Regions from separate parts of the Homo sapiens genome. Here regions 1, 2, 4 and 5 are each linked to region 3. A link is a contact called in ENCODE Hi-C or POLR2A ChIA-PET data. All regions are on one chromosome and are shown on one strand. Each heading gives the region's core, a stretch centred on a gene start or an enhancer-like site at or near the end of the contact. The rest is flanking DNA. Distances are from core to core; before and after follow the strand shown. Region 1 holds the start of LINC02572 (long intergenic non-protein coding RNA 2572). Region 2 holds the start of AMMECR1L (AMMECR1 like). Region 3 holds the start of NIFK (nucleolar protein interacting with the FHA domain of MKI67). Region 4 holds the start of SAP130 (Sin3A associated protein 130). Region 5 holds the start of ACTR3 (actin related protein 3).

Region 1 (2,700 bases), core at 53-2,552, 8.1 Mb before region 3:
CATCTTTGACTATGGTATTTTCAACTTACGATGGGTTTACTGGGATGTAACCCCCATGGTAAGTCAAGGAGTATCTGTATATACACCCACAAAACTACGGAGAAACAAGGTATTTCCCAAGCCTACCTTAAAGATAAGCAACGCTATCCCGTTTCCGGGAGCCCAGGGGTCCTGCGCTGAGCAGCGGCCTTCCTTGGGCGTTCCAGCTCTTCTGGGCAGCGCCGGGCGCTCTCACACAAATGCTGCCTCCTTCAGCGCGGGTCTTACAAAGTTGTGCTGTTCTGCATGTTGTTATTTCTAGCTTGTGTTGCACATTTCAGTATTTCCCAAACAGAACATACTGACCATCACTTAATGTTTTCTACATGATTCTAATCATTGTCCATATCCATTCAACAACTTTCAGCGTTCAGGGAAGGCATTAGTGCCCGCTTCTGGGGCTGGACGACGGGGCTATCTGAGAAGAACCGGAGGCCGGGGCTACCTCGGGAGCCTCGCGGCGGGAACGGGTCCCAAGGCCTGCGGCGACAGTACCGGGAGGTAGCCCAGGCCATACACACTAGAGCCTGGCGGAGCTGCTGGCCAGGATGCCAGGGCAGCAGGTGCACGCAGGGCCCTAGCAGAGCTCCTCCAAGAGGGGGTCTTCAGAAATAACCCCTGCGAAGGAGTGGGAGGTGCTCCGGCTGCAGCCCCCCCGGGAATAACCCAATACGTCTATTGACAAAGAAGCCGGCCTACTTTGCTTAAATCCAGAATTTATCAAGCATACATGGTCACAGACCACCCCCTCCTGCTGCTCTGGTATGACATCATTACTTTTTTGAGAACTGTTGTGTTCATCATGCAGAATGCCTTCAGCCAGCCTAACCGCCAGCTTCCTCCGGGATGGGTTTTCCTCACTCTGCAGCCCAGCATGTGGGAAAGACCCTGCGCCTGCTGTGCCCGCCCCCGCGCCCGCCCCCCGACACGCGCGCCCGCCCCCCCACACGCGCGCCCGCCCCCGACACGCGCGCCCGCCCCCCCACACGCGCGCCCGCCCCACCTGGCCCTGTTCCCGCCCCCTCCCCTCCCTGCTTCGCCCTGTCCCCGCCCCCTCCCCAGGCTGTTCTGTCCACCCCTGCTCCTTCCGCTCCCGGCCCGGCCCCGCCCCCGCCCCTCTCCCCGGAAGAATGGGGGCCTCTGCTCACACCAGATTGGTCGGACGGCATCACGTGACCTCATCTCTTGGACTCGCTTGCTATTCCCGAAAAGGGGGAAAGGATTTGGGGGGGACAATCGCGGAGCCTCTCGCTGGCTTTAGGGAGAGAGGGCTGGGGTAGAGGAGAGCCCCAGGGAGCAGGCAGAGGTGGGTTGGCTAGGGCCTTGTGTGACTTGGGCTGAGAAACTTCACTTATTCCCTGGCGCTGGCAGTTGTCAAACTGGGTCTTGTAGATGCTAAGTCTCCATAGAGGTATCGTAGGTATGTTGCAAATGCTTGATTTGAATTGCTTTTTTAAAACAAACGTGTCTTAAATAATTTTTAAAGCTTAAATGATTTTAAAAGACTGCTCAAATGTGCCGTGTCTCATTTATGGTTGTTTATTCACGTGCGAGAGGAGCTGGCTCTGCTATCAACAAAAGGGCTGCTGGTTCCCTCTGGCAGTGATTTTGAAACTTTTTAAGCAGCAAAACCCCCTTCCAAACCGAGAATTCTGCGGTGCTTCAGTCATTAAGACTGATAGAAGCTATATTTATTGGGATAGAGTGATTTTATAATCTTTATTATACAATTGATAACCTAGGGAAAGAAAGATTGAGCTGCAAAGAGGGAAGGCAGAGGAGAAGGGAGATATCACCAGGCTGTAGGTGGGAAAGGGAGTGGAATGGTGGCTTAGACAGGTGCAGGCGGTGTGAAGGACTCACAGGAAGAGAGTCTTGCCTTTCCAGCTCCCAGCTGTTTTTTGCTGATGGATTGGATGTGGGGCCACAGGGTGGCAAGAGAGAAAACCAGGATGACTCCTGAGATTTTGGCTTGAGCAACTGGGCCGATTCTGGTGCCAGTTGTTGAGGTGGAGTGTGGGAAACTGAACATGCCCTCGTGTGTGTGGGGACACTTTTGGGCGGTTACAGGAGGTAGTGGTAACGAATGATAATAGCAGAACATCAGGGTAAGCCTGATAAAGAATTATAAAAATCAGGCCATCAGGGTAAACTCAACGTAACTACTGATGCAAATTGAATAGCTTCTGGCTGTTTACTAAAAACGGAATGAGGGATAGTAACTGTAGCTTTAATTCCATAACAATAGAGCTAAAAATCTACCATAGCTGTGTAGACACTTGCTGACTACCTGAATGCATTCAGGTTTTTTCTAAATAATAGAATTATCTAATCATTCTCTATTTTTTGAATTGGCATGTTCCTTTGGGTGTTGGTTTCCTTTCTGCCCCCACAAGTTTGGTGACAAGGATGGGACACCTTGAGTGAGCCTTTCCACTGGGCAAATTGGAGGATGTGTAGCCATCTTCGGTCAGACAAGAGGCCTTGTTTGCTGAAGTCTTTCTTAAACACATTGACTCATTAAGTCTATCATTTGATTGACCCTACTGTCGTAGCTTACACCAAAGAAAAATTATGGTCATGTGTAAAGCTATATCCTCTCCCTAGCTCAAATACGGGGAATTGAACCTGTAATTAGAGAACTAGAAAGAGAATCATAAA
Region 2 (2,700 bases), core at 56-2,555, 6.1 Mb before region 3:
TGGTCTTTGAGGACAAACATATCAAGGATTCCTTTGTGCATCAACAGAAAAGCAAAACACAAAACAGCCTATATGTGAGCATGGGGCCGTATTTTAATACAAGAAAGACATTGCTCTAGAACATGGCTCGCCTTTGCTTCAGGGCCTAGCAGTTTATTTTAGCCATAAGGGTAAGGGAGCAGGTCAGAAATGACTTTTAGTGTAATCCTATCTGTAATTAAAAATACAAATGCTGTCATAAGATCAAATGTTATCAAAAATCAGTATTTAAAATTAAATTTACCCCCAAATTTCTTTCAAAAAAAATTTGTAATGTTCTTTTTCAGTGAAGCCTTTGCACTGCTAGAGCTGAAGAATGTGATCAATCGGCTTGTTGAATAATCCTGCACAGTAGGTATTCCGCTGAAGCCAACTCTAGCTGGGGGCTCGAGAGCGAAAGACACAGATGGGGCCCTGCCGCCCCTCGAAGAGTCGGATGGGCGCGCCCGTCCCCGGTGCATCAAGAGGCTGGCCCGGCCAGGGGCGAGCGGCTGGCACCGAACCCCGCGCACTTCGCCGCGGGCGGGGCTGGGCCGTAGTCGGCTCGATTTAAGGCTGGTATCCAAGGCTGCGGCCGGTCAGGCGAGGCGAGGCGAGGCGACGTGAGCGAGGGTGCTTAGGGAGAACAGCCGCTGGCAGCTCAATGCTGGGTGGCTAACGCTCGACGGTGCCTGGCAGCAACCCGGCCGACAACCCGACGCGGATCCCGAGCTGCGTCGCGGACAATGCTGCGGGCCCGTCCCGGACTACGACTCCCGACGGGCTCTGCGACCGCTCCGGGGCGGCCCAGCGTGCACTGCGCCGGCCAGTTTTGACAGCCGGGCGCCCTACTCGGCTAGCTCTGCTCCCAGCCAGGGACGCTGGCCTTCTCGCGGCTTTCCCCCGATGTCTCTCTTTATTCCAGCTGCCTGAAACTCGGTCCCACGAATGGCAGGCAGCGTCCAAAATTCAACCCCGTAAAGCCAGCACCAGCCAATAAAGCGCACGGATGGAGGCCACGTGACAGCAGTGGGCCGGCCCTCCGGCTGAGCCCTGATCTCTATGGTTTCCGCGGCTCGCTAGAAGGAGTGTGGTCCACTGGAGGACTCCCTACATTCTTCCTCCATTACCTCACTGCCTCCGGTGGCTGCTGGGATACCGGAGGACTCGGGTCCCGGCTCGACTCAGTCCTCCAGCCGCCCGGGGAATACCTCTAGTTCTTCCCGGCCGCCGCCGCCGCCGCCGCCCCGCCGCTTCCTCCTCCGCCCGCCGGCCTCCTTCGCCCCGCCCCGTCCGCGCAGCGCGTCCGGCCCGCCCGCAGGCCAGCTTCTCTCGGGAGCCCCCACCCAGGCGCATGGCTCCATGAAGCAAGAGGAGGAGGCAGAGCGCGAGAGGTCCCGTCCGCCCCAGCCGCGTCTGGGCCAGGAGAAAAGGTGGGAAACTCGGGCTGCGCCGCACCCTTCTCCCCGCTGCCGGGCCAGGCCTCCCTCGGTCCGCCGCCGCCTTGCCCGCCGGGCCTGTTCTCGCCGGGGCGGGCGGCGGGGCCGGGAAGAGACCCCGCGGTCCTGGGGCGAGGGTCCGGGGGCAGCGGGGGGGAGGAGTCCCGGGCGGCGGGCGGGGCCTCAGGCCATGTCCCAGCGGAGGGCAGGGGGTCGGGAGGCACTGCCGGGGAGGGGCGGGCGGCGCCGTGCCCCGGGCCGCGAGGCTCGGCTCCCGCTCCTGGTCCTTGTCTGCACTCCCTCCAGGAAGCAGGCTCGCTCGCTGTAAAGTTTGGTGGTCTCCGGCGCCGCCTGGTGGCCCCCACCCACCGTCCCGCCGCCCCGCCGCCCCCTCCCCCGCCCGGCGTCTGGATTCCACCCCCGCGGCTCGGCCCAAGCTGCTCTACCCGTCGCTCCATCGTCTCCCCAACTCCCCAGCGCCCCGGACCCTCTTTCCTCATACCCTCGTTTCTCACCTTTCACCCTGTCCCTCGGCCCGCTTTTCCCCTCCCCGCTCTGTCCTGTCGTTTTCTTAACACTCTTCACACGCGCACTTTCTCCTCCTCCTCTTCTCTTTTTCGCACCCCTACTCTTGGGCCCTCCTTCCTTAACCTCCGCTGGCCCCCCATTCCATGATCCGTCCACCTGACACGCTGGGTTTCATGCCTCTCTTTCCCAGGCTGTGGGTTGTGCCCTTCACTCCTTGCCCTCCTACATTCCCTGTCCTGATCTGAACTCCTCTCCTTGCCATGCTCCCTCACCCTTATCCCTCTGGGCCTTATCCTCTTTCACTGCCCTCTCCTAGGATAGAGTGGGTGGGGCCTCTCCCACCCACAGGAGATGTAAACAGTCTCCTGTTTACTTACATCTTTGGGAGTAGCTCAATTCTCTAGTAGTGGGGAGAGTTGGTGAAGAGATCAGGAAGAGATTTCTTCGAGACTAAGGATGGATGACCCTTAGCAACAGTGACCGTCTCCTCCCGGCATAGCAAGATGGCCTGCCCTCAGGTCCCTGCCTCTGGCGTGCTGTCCAGTAATTCTTCAGTTCTGTCTTTGCAGAGGATTGGGAAATTTATTTGTGTTCTGAAACCGGCGGAGAGCTTTTAAATGGTCTCTTCTGGCCTGAGAGCAACTTTTGCTCTGCATCTGTGGTGGGGAAGTTTTAATGTGCGTCTCATGCTCGAGTTCAATAAATAAAACCTTTG
Region 3 (2,700 bases), core at 98-2,597:
GTCTCAAAAAAAAAAAAAGAAAAGAAAGATGCAAACAGCCACAGCCTCGCTTTAAACCCGCCCATCCCCTCGCATTTACAAAACCCCAGTTTCATACTTTGACACACAGTCATGGGGCTCCAGCCTGCCGCCTCGCAGCTCTTCCCTCCTGTGCTGGGCTCCAACCCCACTGCCGCGTCCTTCTTTCTAGACCTAGGAACACTGTGCAGGCCTGTCCGGTCCAGCGGACGGCAGGCGCTCGGTTCTCCACACCCCGCTCTTTAGCCTTCAGGCCTCGGTGCTAACGCCACCTCCTAAGGGGGACCCTCCGGCGCCACCCAGTGTGCCTCTCCCCCACAAGCCTCTTTGGTCTCTTAAAGCAGCCATGCTGCCCTCAGGCTGTAAGTTCTCCAAGGGCCGCGGACGGACGGGGCCACACAGGAGAGCTCACACACAAGTGAGTGAAAGAATAACCAAATTAGGGCCGGGCGCGGTGGCTCACGCCTGTTATCCCAGTACTTTGGGAGGCTGAGGCGGGTGGATCACCTGAGGTCAGGAGTTCGAGACCAGCCTGGCCAACATGGTGAAACCCCGTTTCTACTAAACATACAAATTAAGCTGGGAGTGGTAACGTACAAATTAAGCTGGGAGTGGTGGCGGGCGCCTGTAATCAGCTACTCGGAAGACTGAGGCAGGAGAATCGCTTGAACCCGGGAGGCGGAAGTTGGAAGTTGCAGTGAGCCGAGATTGCGCCATTGCACTCCAGCCTGGGCAACCAAAGCGAAACTCTGTCTCAAAAAAAAATAATAATAATAATAAGCAAATTGAGGAATGAGAGCAGCATCTCAAGGACACAGGTACTGTTTTGGAATTTATTTTAGACCTTTTTTGAAAGTAGGCGTGAACGTAATTGTTTCAGGCACTCTTAAGCGAAGCCAGCCGGCGCCCCGACAGCCGAGGGTGCGGGAGCTCCCCACGGCCCAGCCCCAGCCCCAGACCCCGCTGCCGCGCCTCGGCACGCCCCTGCGCCCCGCCTCCGCGCCTCGGCGCTACTCACGCCCCGCCCTCCGCTCCTCGTCACGCCCCATGTCGCGCCTCCGCGCGACTCACGCCTCTCCCAGTCTCTCGGCACGACCTCGTGCCCCGCCCTCGCCCCTGGCGCAATTTATGCCCCGCCCCGCGCCTCGCCACACCCCGTGCCCCGCCCCCGCTTCTCCGGGCAACTCCTGCTCCAACCCCGCGCCCGACTCATGGCCCTCCCCGCCCCTCGCCACGCCTCGCCTCGCCTTAGCGCTTCGCCCCGCCCCTGTCCTGCCTCTACTTCCGCCTCGGGGGAGCTGGGAGCCCGACGTTTCCGGGAGCGCCGCGTGGTTAGCGTCGGCGGCTTTTGGCATGGCGACTTTTTCTGGCCCGGCTGGGCCAATCCTGTCGCTTAATCCGCAGGAAGATGTCGAGTTTCAAAAGGAGGTGGCGCAGGTTCGCAAGCGCATAACCCAGGTGAGCAGGCACCCTGGCCCAGGCTGCGAGCGGGGGCGATGGACCGGGTCTAGAGGGTATCTGGGGTTGCACGGTTTCCGGCCCGGGCGCCCCTTGCCTTCGTGCTCGCCTTCATTACCTCCAGGGTCTCCCAAGTGGATTCGACCGAATCAGGGACCGACCTCTTAAGCTTGCAGGCCACGGTTTCCGAGACGAAAGGGTTTACGCTGTTCGGTAAATGATGGAGGGGTTTGGCCGCTGAGGCCCTGGAGCCTTCATGTGGAGGGTAACGGGGAAGTATTGGGGTGACAGAAGCAGTAGAAAGAACCAGCTGGAGGGAATAGGCTCCTATACCACAGGTTATCTCCGGGTTAGAGCTGTCACGCTTCCGCGTTTCCCCCAAAAATGGGAGCCCCAGACTTAACACATTCGGGAAGTTTGTATGCCGGGTTGGTGATCTGGGAGTTATTAAAATAGAGTATTTGCCAGGTTCCACTTGCTGACTAGGGCCCCTGACATCGCTTATACTTTCTGTGGTTTTTAGCATAAAATACACAGGAAAACTTAGAAGTTCCTGTTACAGAGGTAAGGCTATGATGACTGAGACGTTGAAAGGCTAATCTGTACCGTGAGAGTTAACAAGCGTATCGAAAATTTTTCGATGAAGTGCGAGTAAACAGTAATATGCATACCAAATTGAAGCCTACGTTTATGTAGAGTTCTCTGGGCAGAAGATCTAAAATGGCTTGTTCAAAGATGTCCTTGCTTATCCGTTGATTGACATAGTTATTGAGCTCTAATATTATACTGGGTGCTGGGATGCCAGGCTGGAAAGATAGTTGACTACTGCTTGACCATGGCCTTTGTGGGGAGAGAAACACTAAACAGCCAGTTCTTTAATTACTACTGTGGTAAGTGGAAATGCAGAATAGGTTCTTGGGCCGAGGGCTAGGGGTTTTGTTACAATGTGATTTTCTTATTTATATATTTAATTTACCTGGTCTTTACGTCTTTAGCGAAAAAAACAAGAACAACTTACTCCTGGAGTAGTCTATGTGCGCCACCTACCTAACCTACTTGACGAAACCCAGATCTTTTCATATTTCTCCCAGTTTGGCACTGTGACACGGTTCAGGCTGTCCAGAAGTAAAAGGGTAAGATTTTTGCAGTTGGATTTAATGTTTTGTTTTTCAAATGTGTATTATCCTTGACATTAAAGAGCACGTTCACGCATACATTATTGCT
Region 4 (2,700 bases), core at 80-2,579, 6.3 Mb before region 3:
AGGATGACATTTGAAACTGTGGAAATACATTAAACCATTTAGGAAGGCAGTATAGCATTAGCGTGTTGGAGCCCTGAAGAATGCTGTATTTATGAGAAAGAGGAGGTATAATGGAGCTTGACATAGGAGTAGAAGCAGGAGACAGCCTGGTTCTAGAGGCCAAGGGAAGACATGAGGAGGAATTACTACTGGTCAGTAAGCTAAACAAGATGAGATCTAAGTGAGGACCGATGGGTTTGAAGTTGAGTAGGTGTTGGCAACTTTTGGGGAGCAGTCTGAGAAGAGTGGCAACTCCAAAAGGGATAAGGACTGCCTAGGCAGAGAGGAGGCTGAAGTCTATCACAGGAGTCACTCTTTAGAAGTTTGAGAATGAAGGCATGAAGGTGGAAAAGGAAAGTGGCTTGAAGAGGAGGAGTATCTGAGACTCATCCCTGGGCTATAGCCAGGAGCTACTCTCTTCTAACCAAGCAGTTGTCTTACACAGCTGTGCATGATAGGAAGAGGGGGGTTTGAGCCCCATTTATTTCCTAACTAATCACAAAACTCCAGGCCTAAATTACCATCTGGTAAGGGAAGAGGGAGACTTAATCTCTTATCAGACACAAATGTGGCCTCAAAAGATATGGCTAAGTCTTCTACAGGTGCATAAACTCCAACCCTGAACCCCAAGCAAAATGACAAAATAAAACTGCCCCCTTCAGCTCCTTTATAATCCGGAAAGCGCGCGCAGGTGCGCCCCGGCCGCCCAGAGCCCTGCGCCCTGCCGGCCTGCTTTCACAGAGCCGCGCCCGCGCTGCGCCTGGCGGCTCCCGCCGCGCGTAGGCTGTGCCGACCGCGGTTCCCGGTGGGGACACCGAGTCCCACTCGCGGCATAGGGAGGCGGGCACCGTCACGACACTGGCCCGGCCCGCGGATCCCTTGGCCGCCGCAGTTGGCCTCCATTACCCTTTCCCGCGCCGCGCCTCCCCGCGGGGAAAATGAAACCCAGTGCCCTCAGGTTAAGGCATAGGGTGGGATCCACTGTCTTCTCACTTAGCCAAGAGAAAAGGCAGAACCGACTTCAGACAGCAAAGGGGTGTGTTGCCCTGGCCGGGTCGCCTGCGGCCCCGCCCCGGCGCTCTCCACCTCCTTCGCGGCCCGCCCTCCTGACTCCGGCGACTACATTTCCCACAGGACGCCGCGGCTCAGAGGGGCGGGCCCGTCCGCTCTCCCGCTCACGACCACCGGCGACTGGCTGACTCGGCAGGGGGCGGGGCCTGCGCCAGCCAATAGACGGGAGGCTCGTTACGGCGGCGGAAGCAGCGGCGCTGGAGTGAGGGGTGGGGGGCAGAGTGCTAGCTCCCCGGCGGTGGCTGCGGGTCCGGAGCCTGGGGACGTCGGCCCCACAGACGGAGAGCGCGCGGGAGCGAGCTCAAGGCGGCGCGGCGGCCACTGGGCGCAGCACCCAGGTAATGGCGGGACGGGCGCCCGGGAGGGAAGGGGAGGAGACGAGGGGGCGGGGCGGCTGAGCCGGGCTGCAGCGTCCGTCCCGTTGCGCGTCCCCGGGGAAGGGCAGAGGATCCTCGTCTCCTGCGGCTCGGACCGCGGCTCTTTCGCGAGCTGGTCACGGCGGTTGGGCCGGCGACAGGGGCTGGGTGTCCTGTGGCGAGGAAGGGAGAGGCACCGGGAGGGGTGGGCTGACCCGGGCGTGGGGGCGTGGCGGACGTGGGCCTTGGCGGGGAAGCAGAGCGGCCGGGGGAGCGCGGGCGGGCGGGCGGGCGGGCGGCCGGCCCAGGGAGTTTGGCTCCTGGAGCAGTTTAAAGTGACTCTCCACATCCGGGCCCTGCGCCCGCCGCTTTCAGACCCTGGCTGAGGCGGGGCCTCCCCGCTCCCCGCCCCCTTCGCCGGGGGCGCCTGTCTTCCTCTGCCATTGGCTCAGCCTCGAGGGGTTTGGGCTGCCCCGGCCAGGCTCGCGCCTGATTGGCTGGCAGTCGGCGGGAGGGTGGGGCGGGCTCTGAACGTGCAGGTCGCTGTGGATTGGTCCTGGGCCTCCACTGACGCGTCGGGCGTGGGGCCAATGGGCGGGCGGGGGAGGCAGGGGCAGGTTCGGGGGAAGAGGACTGCGAGCACAGCGGCGGCCGGGTGGCGGGGGTGAGTGGGGCCAGCGGGGCTGGACAGCAGCGGGCCCCGGGCGCCGCCGCCGCGATCCCTCCCCGCGCCCGCCGAGCACATCGCCGCCGCCGAGATGGGCCCTCCGCGGCACCCCCAGGCCGGCGAGATAGAAGCGGGCGGTGCGGGCGGCGGGCGGCGGCTACAGGTAAAGAGGCACAGTGCTCGTCTTGTGGTCGGGTCCCCAGATCGCCCGTCCGCACCCCCACCCCGGAGACGGGGGTCTCACACTCCGAGGTGTCTGGAAACCGGCGTCCTCCGGTCTCAGCGGGGGCTTCGCGGTGGGGTGGGGTTGCGGGCGAATCGGGAGATCGCTTGGCTCCTGAGGGAAAAGTGGGGGGCGATTTTAGGGAAGATGGAGAAGGTGTAGGGTCCTCTGGCTCTGTGAGGGGATCTGTGGAAGAGAAGGAAAAGGAAATCCGTAAATGGAGGCCTTTGCCGAAAAGCATTGGAGAATTCCTTTTGCATCGGGTCTGGATGTAAGATATCGGATCTTTTCTTAGGGCTGGATATCTTCCTCCGAATGTTCCTATGACATACTAATCACAGTTC
Region 5 (2,700 bases), core at 26-2,525, 7.8 Mb after region 3:
ACCCTACATATCTACGAGTAACTATTTGCAACTTAAACACCCTCCTATATACCTCTATACCTTCCTGCTTCCTTCAAGATACCATCACAGAATGAACGAATACAACTTAAATTAGTTTATTTTCCAGGGTGCTTCCTTTCCCCCACTCCATGAAACATAAGTACATTTTTTTAAGTCATATAAATGGACACCAAGCACCGGTAATTCAGTCTCTTTAAAACCTGCTTAAAAGTTCTAGTAAGATGTGCTCAGGTTGGAAACTAAAAACTACCTTATAAGGGTATAAAAGACTGAAAGCAGGAAGCGGCTTTGACAAAACTAAGGAAGTTGCAGCGCGCTTGCTCACTGGGGGACTTTTTTGAGGCTACAGAAGTAACACATGACATCTTTCTCCCTCGAATTAAAATGTGACTTGGTTCACCGGTTAAAACGCAGAGGGAGATGGAAATGACCAGGAGTCGAAAGGAGAAGGTGGGTGGTCAAATGAAAGCCCCACTGTAGGTTCCCATTTTCAGAGTCCGATTCTTCCCTTTCCCCACCCACACCCTGGGCAGAATGTTGTCACAGCGATCTTGTCAAACCTACCAGGAGCGCTTCTCTTTTCTAGCTCCCCTGCCAGGCCAGTCCCCGAGCTCGGCCCCTGGGTCCCCAAACCGACTGGCAAAAACGGGCGCGGAGGGAAAGGAAAGCCGGATGGGTCGGGCCCGGGGACCACCCCCAAGACGACCGTCCCCAGCGCCCTTTGGGCGGCGCTGCCCACCGTAGTGGGGGAAGGGCCGGGAGGGGTCGCGCGGAGAAAGCCGCTGGGAGGGTTGGGGGTTGAATCTCGGGCCCGCGCCCCCGCCCCAGTCCCAGGAGGGAGAAACGAGGGGACCCGCGAGGCCCTGGCTGCGGGCCCCACCCCTCGCTGGCCGGCGGGTCTAGGACTGACAGCCGGCGGCGGCACCTCGCCGCACCATTCATTTCCCGGCCTCCTCCCTCCCCCGCCATCTTCCTTCCTCCGCCTCAGTTTCCCCACCCCCGCCCGTAAGCCCCCTTACCCCGTGCCACAGTCCACCACACAGGCCGGCAGCCGTCCCGCCATCTTCCTCCTCGCCTGCTGCTGCTGCTGCCGCCGTCTGCTCCGTGCTGCTAGGGGCCAGAGATTGGCGGCGGGAGACAAGGGCTATCTGACCATCCACAGCTGGGCCGCCTTCACCGTCCGGGGGGTAGCCGGGAAGCCGAAGCAGTAGCAAGAAAGCAGCAGGCTCGGTCGGCGGCTATCACTTCCGCAACCCAGGCAGGCAGGCAGTCCCCGCCCTGCCCCGCCGCGGCCTCCTCCCCCTCTCTCTTCCCTCCTCCTCACTCCTGCCCCCACCCTACAACTTCTTCCCCTCACGCCGCCTTTCCCCGGGAAGCCAAGATGGCCGCCGGTGCCGACGCCCCGGCCAGGCCAGGCCCAGGCCCCCAGCGCTCCCCCTTCCGCTCCGAGCGGGAGGGGCTAGCGAGCATGCGCAATAAGGTACGTTCGCCTGCCTGGGCTCCGATCCTGAAGTTGGTGAAATCCACTGCGGGTTTTCCAGGAGTGTAGAGGCGGAGAAGTCTATCCGAGCTTCCAGTTCTGCTTCTGAAGCTGGAAGGGGCTTTTCGGTTGTAACCCTTGGGTTAGTTTCAGTTACTTCTTTGCTAGGTTGAGGAAAGGGTGGAAGCGCCTCCTGCAGCCACGAATATCCTCCAGTGCCTGAGAGAAAACGGCCTAATCGAAAACGTCCGCGGCATACATCCATTCTTAAAACTTGAGTGGCTGCTTTTCTGGGTGGAAAAGAGCGGTATCAGACAGGGTGAGCAGTCGGGGAACGGATGAACAAAGACTTGCACCGTGGCCCTGATGCCTTTGTTCCGAGTTCTATTCAGTTGTACTTGTGCGTTGTTACAGGACTTTAGAATGCAGCCCTGCCCCCCAACCCCCACCTCCCAGGGCCGACCTGTGCTCCTAGGAAGGCAAACCTCCCAGGAATATATTCTGCATAACTATACAAATAGGCCTTTATTCAAGGCTTTTGGATTATGACAAAGATTACCCTCAGGAGTAGTAAGATTCTACTAGCAGGATAATAGAAAGGATTAAGGCTCCCCTCCAAAGAAAATTTTTTTAAGTTAGAAACGGAGGCGAGCCGCAGTGGGTCATGCCTGTAATTTCAATGCTTTGGAAGGCCGAGGTGGGAGGATAGGATAGCTTGAGGCTAGGAGTTCGAGACCAGCCTGGGCAACATGGGGAGACCCCCCCCCATCCCTCCAAAAAAGAAAAGAAAACTGGAAAGCCTTAAAGAAACCTTTCAAACTTTAGTGTGTATCAGAATTACCTGAAAGGTTTGTTAAAACAGATTGCTGGGCCATACCCCCAGAATTCTCTGACTGGGCTATCGGAAATAATGCCTGAGAATGTGCATATCTAATAAGTTCCTAGTTCCACTTTAGGACCCTAGAAGGTTAGTATCTTTCCTCTCTACCAGGCTTATCTTAGGATGAACCGTTCGGGGTTTGCTGATGTGAAGCTAAAACAAAAATATTCTTTAAAAGGAGGGATGTCTTATTCAGTCCATAAGATCATCTAATGTATTAAGCTGGCTTGGGGGATGAATCGGGTGTTTCATTCATTCATTTGACAGGTAAGCATTGCTTACCTACTCTATTATGACGGGGTCTGTGCTGACTCCGAAT

What was found. Hi-C counts contacts between places; a loop is a spot of excess contacts on that map. ChIA-PET counts read pairs that join two places held with the same protein, here RNA polymerase II (POLR2A). Pooled maps may share reads with other maps.
Region 1: a pooled map shows a loop between it and region 3 (7-fold over the local background). The contact joins the promoter of LINC02572 here to the promoter of NIFK in region 3. A Hi-C loop is called at or near these places in 2 of 50 pooled maps.
Region 2: a loop to region 3 is called in a pooled map, with 6 times the contacts of the local background. The contact joins the promoter of AMMECR1L here to the promoter of NIFK in region 3. A Hi-C loop is called at or near these places in 5 of 50 pooled maps.
Region 4: a pooled map shows a loop between it and region 3 (17-fold over the local background). The contact joins the promoter of SAP130 here to the promoter of NIFK in region 3. A Hi-C loop is called at or near these places in 1 of 37 single-sample maps with no recorded cell type and 9 of 50 pooled maps. POLR2A ChIA-PET finds 5 or more read pairs at or near these places in 1 of 52 experiments (endothelial cell of umbilical vein).
Region 5: a loop to region 3 is called in a pooled map, with 16 times the contacts of the local background. The contact joins the promoter of ACTR3 here to the promoter of NIFK in region 3. A Hi-C loop is called at or near these places in 7 of 50 pooled maps.

What each region holds. Positions count from the first base shown.
Region 1 is chr2:129,876,093-129,878,792 of GRCh38, reverse strand. LINC02572 (long intergenic non-protein coding RNA 2572) reads left to right here and starts at 1,302. Exons shown (of 6, transcript NR_149127.1): 1 at 1,302-1,345. It overlaps LOC105373616 (a long non-coding RNA gene), which reads right to left and starts at 914. Exons shown (of 3, transcript XR_923328.3): 1 at 127-914. RefSeq lists enhancers at 1-485, 486-1,042, 1,063-1,357.
Region 2 is chr2:127,884,561-127,887,260 of GRCh38, reverse strand. AMMECR1L (AMMECR1 like) reads left to right here and starts at 1,305. Exons shown (of 8, transcript NM_001199140.2): 1 at 1,305-1,451. It overlaps LOC107985944 (a long non-coding RNA gene), which reads right to left and starts at 143. Exons shown (of 2, transcript XR_001739707.2): 1 at 1-143. It also overlaps the pseudogene LOC107985803. RefSeq lists silencers at 425-474, 1,185-1,354, 1,365-1,414 and enhancers at 705-964, 975-1,054, 839-1,434.
Region 3 is chr2:121,735,522-121,738,221 of GRCh38, reverse strand. It overlaps NIFK (nucleolar protein interacting with the FHA domain of MKI67), which reads left to right and starts at 1,347. Exons shown (of 7, transcript NM_032390.5): 1 at 1,347-1,476; 2 at 2,472-2,609. The coding sequence starts at 1,372. RefSeq lists a silencer at 861-1,310 and an enhancer at 1,411-1,460.
Region 4 is chr2:128,026,688-128,029,387 of GRCh38, reverse strand. SAP130 (Sin3A associated protein 130) reads left to right here and starts at 1,329. Exons shown (of 21, transcript NM_001330301.2): 1 at 1,329-1,448. RefSeq lists silencers at 642-791, 1,042-1,561, 1,662-2,001, 2,062-2,351.
Region 5 is chr2:113,888,664-113,891,363 of GRCh38, reverse strand. It overlaps ACTR3 (actin related protein 3), which reads right to left and starts at 1,275. Exons shown (of 12, transcript NM_005721.5): 1 at 1,041-1,275. The coding sequence starts at 1,084. It overlaps ACTR3-AS1 (ACTR3 antisense RNA 1), which reads left to right and starts at 372. Exons shown (of 5, transcript NR_110174.1): 1 at 372-471. It overlaps LOC124906071 (a long non-coding RNA gene), which reads left to right and starts at 1,597. Exons shown (of 3, transcript XR_007087205.1): 1 at 1,597-2,700. RefSeq lists enhancers at 335-514, 565-614, 697-1,352, 1,385-1,474, 1,595-1,904 and silencers at 745-1,004, 1,245-1,304.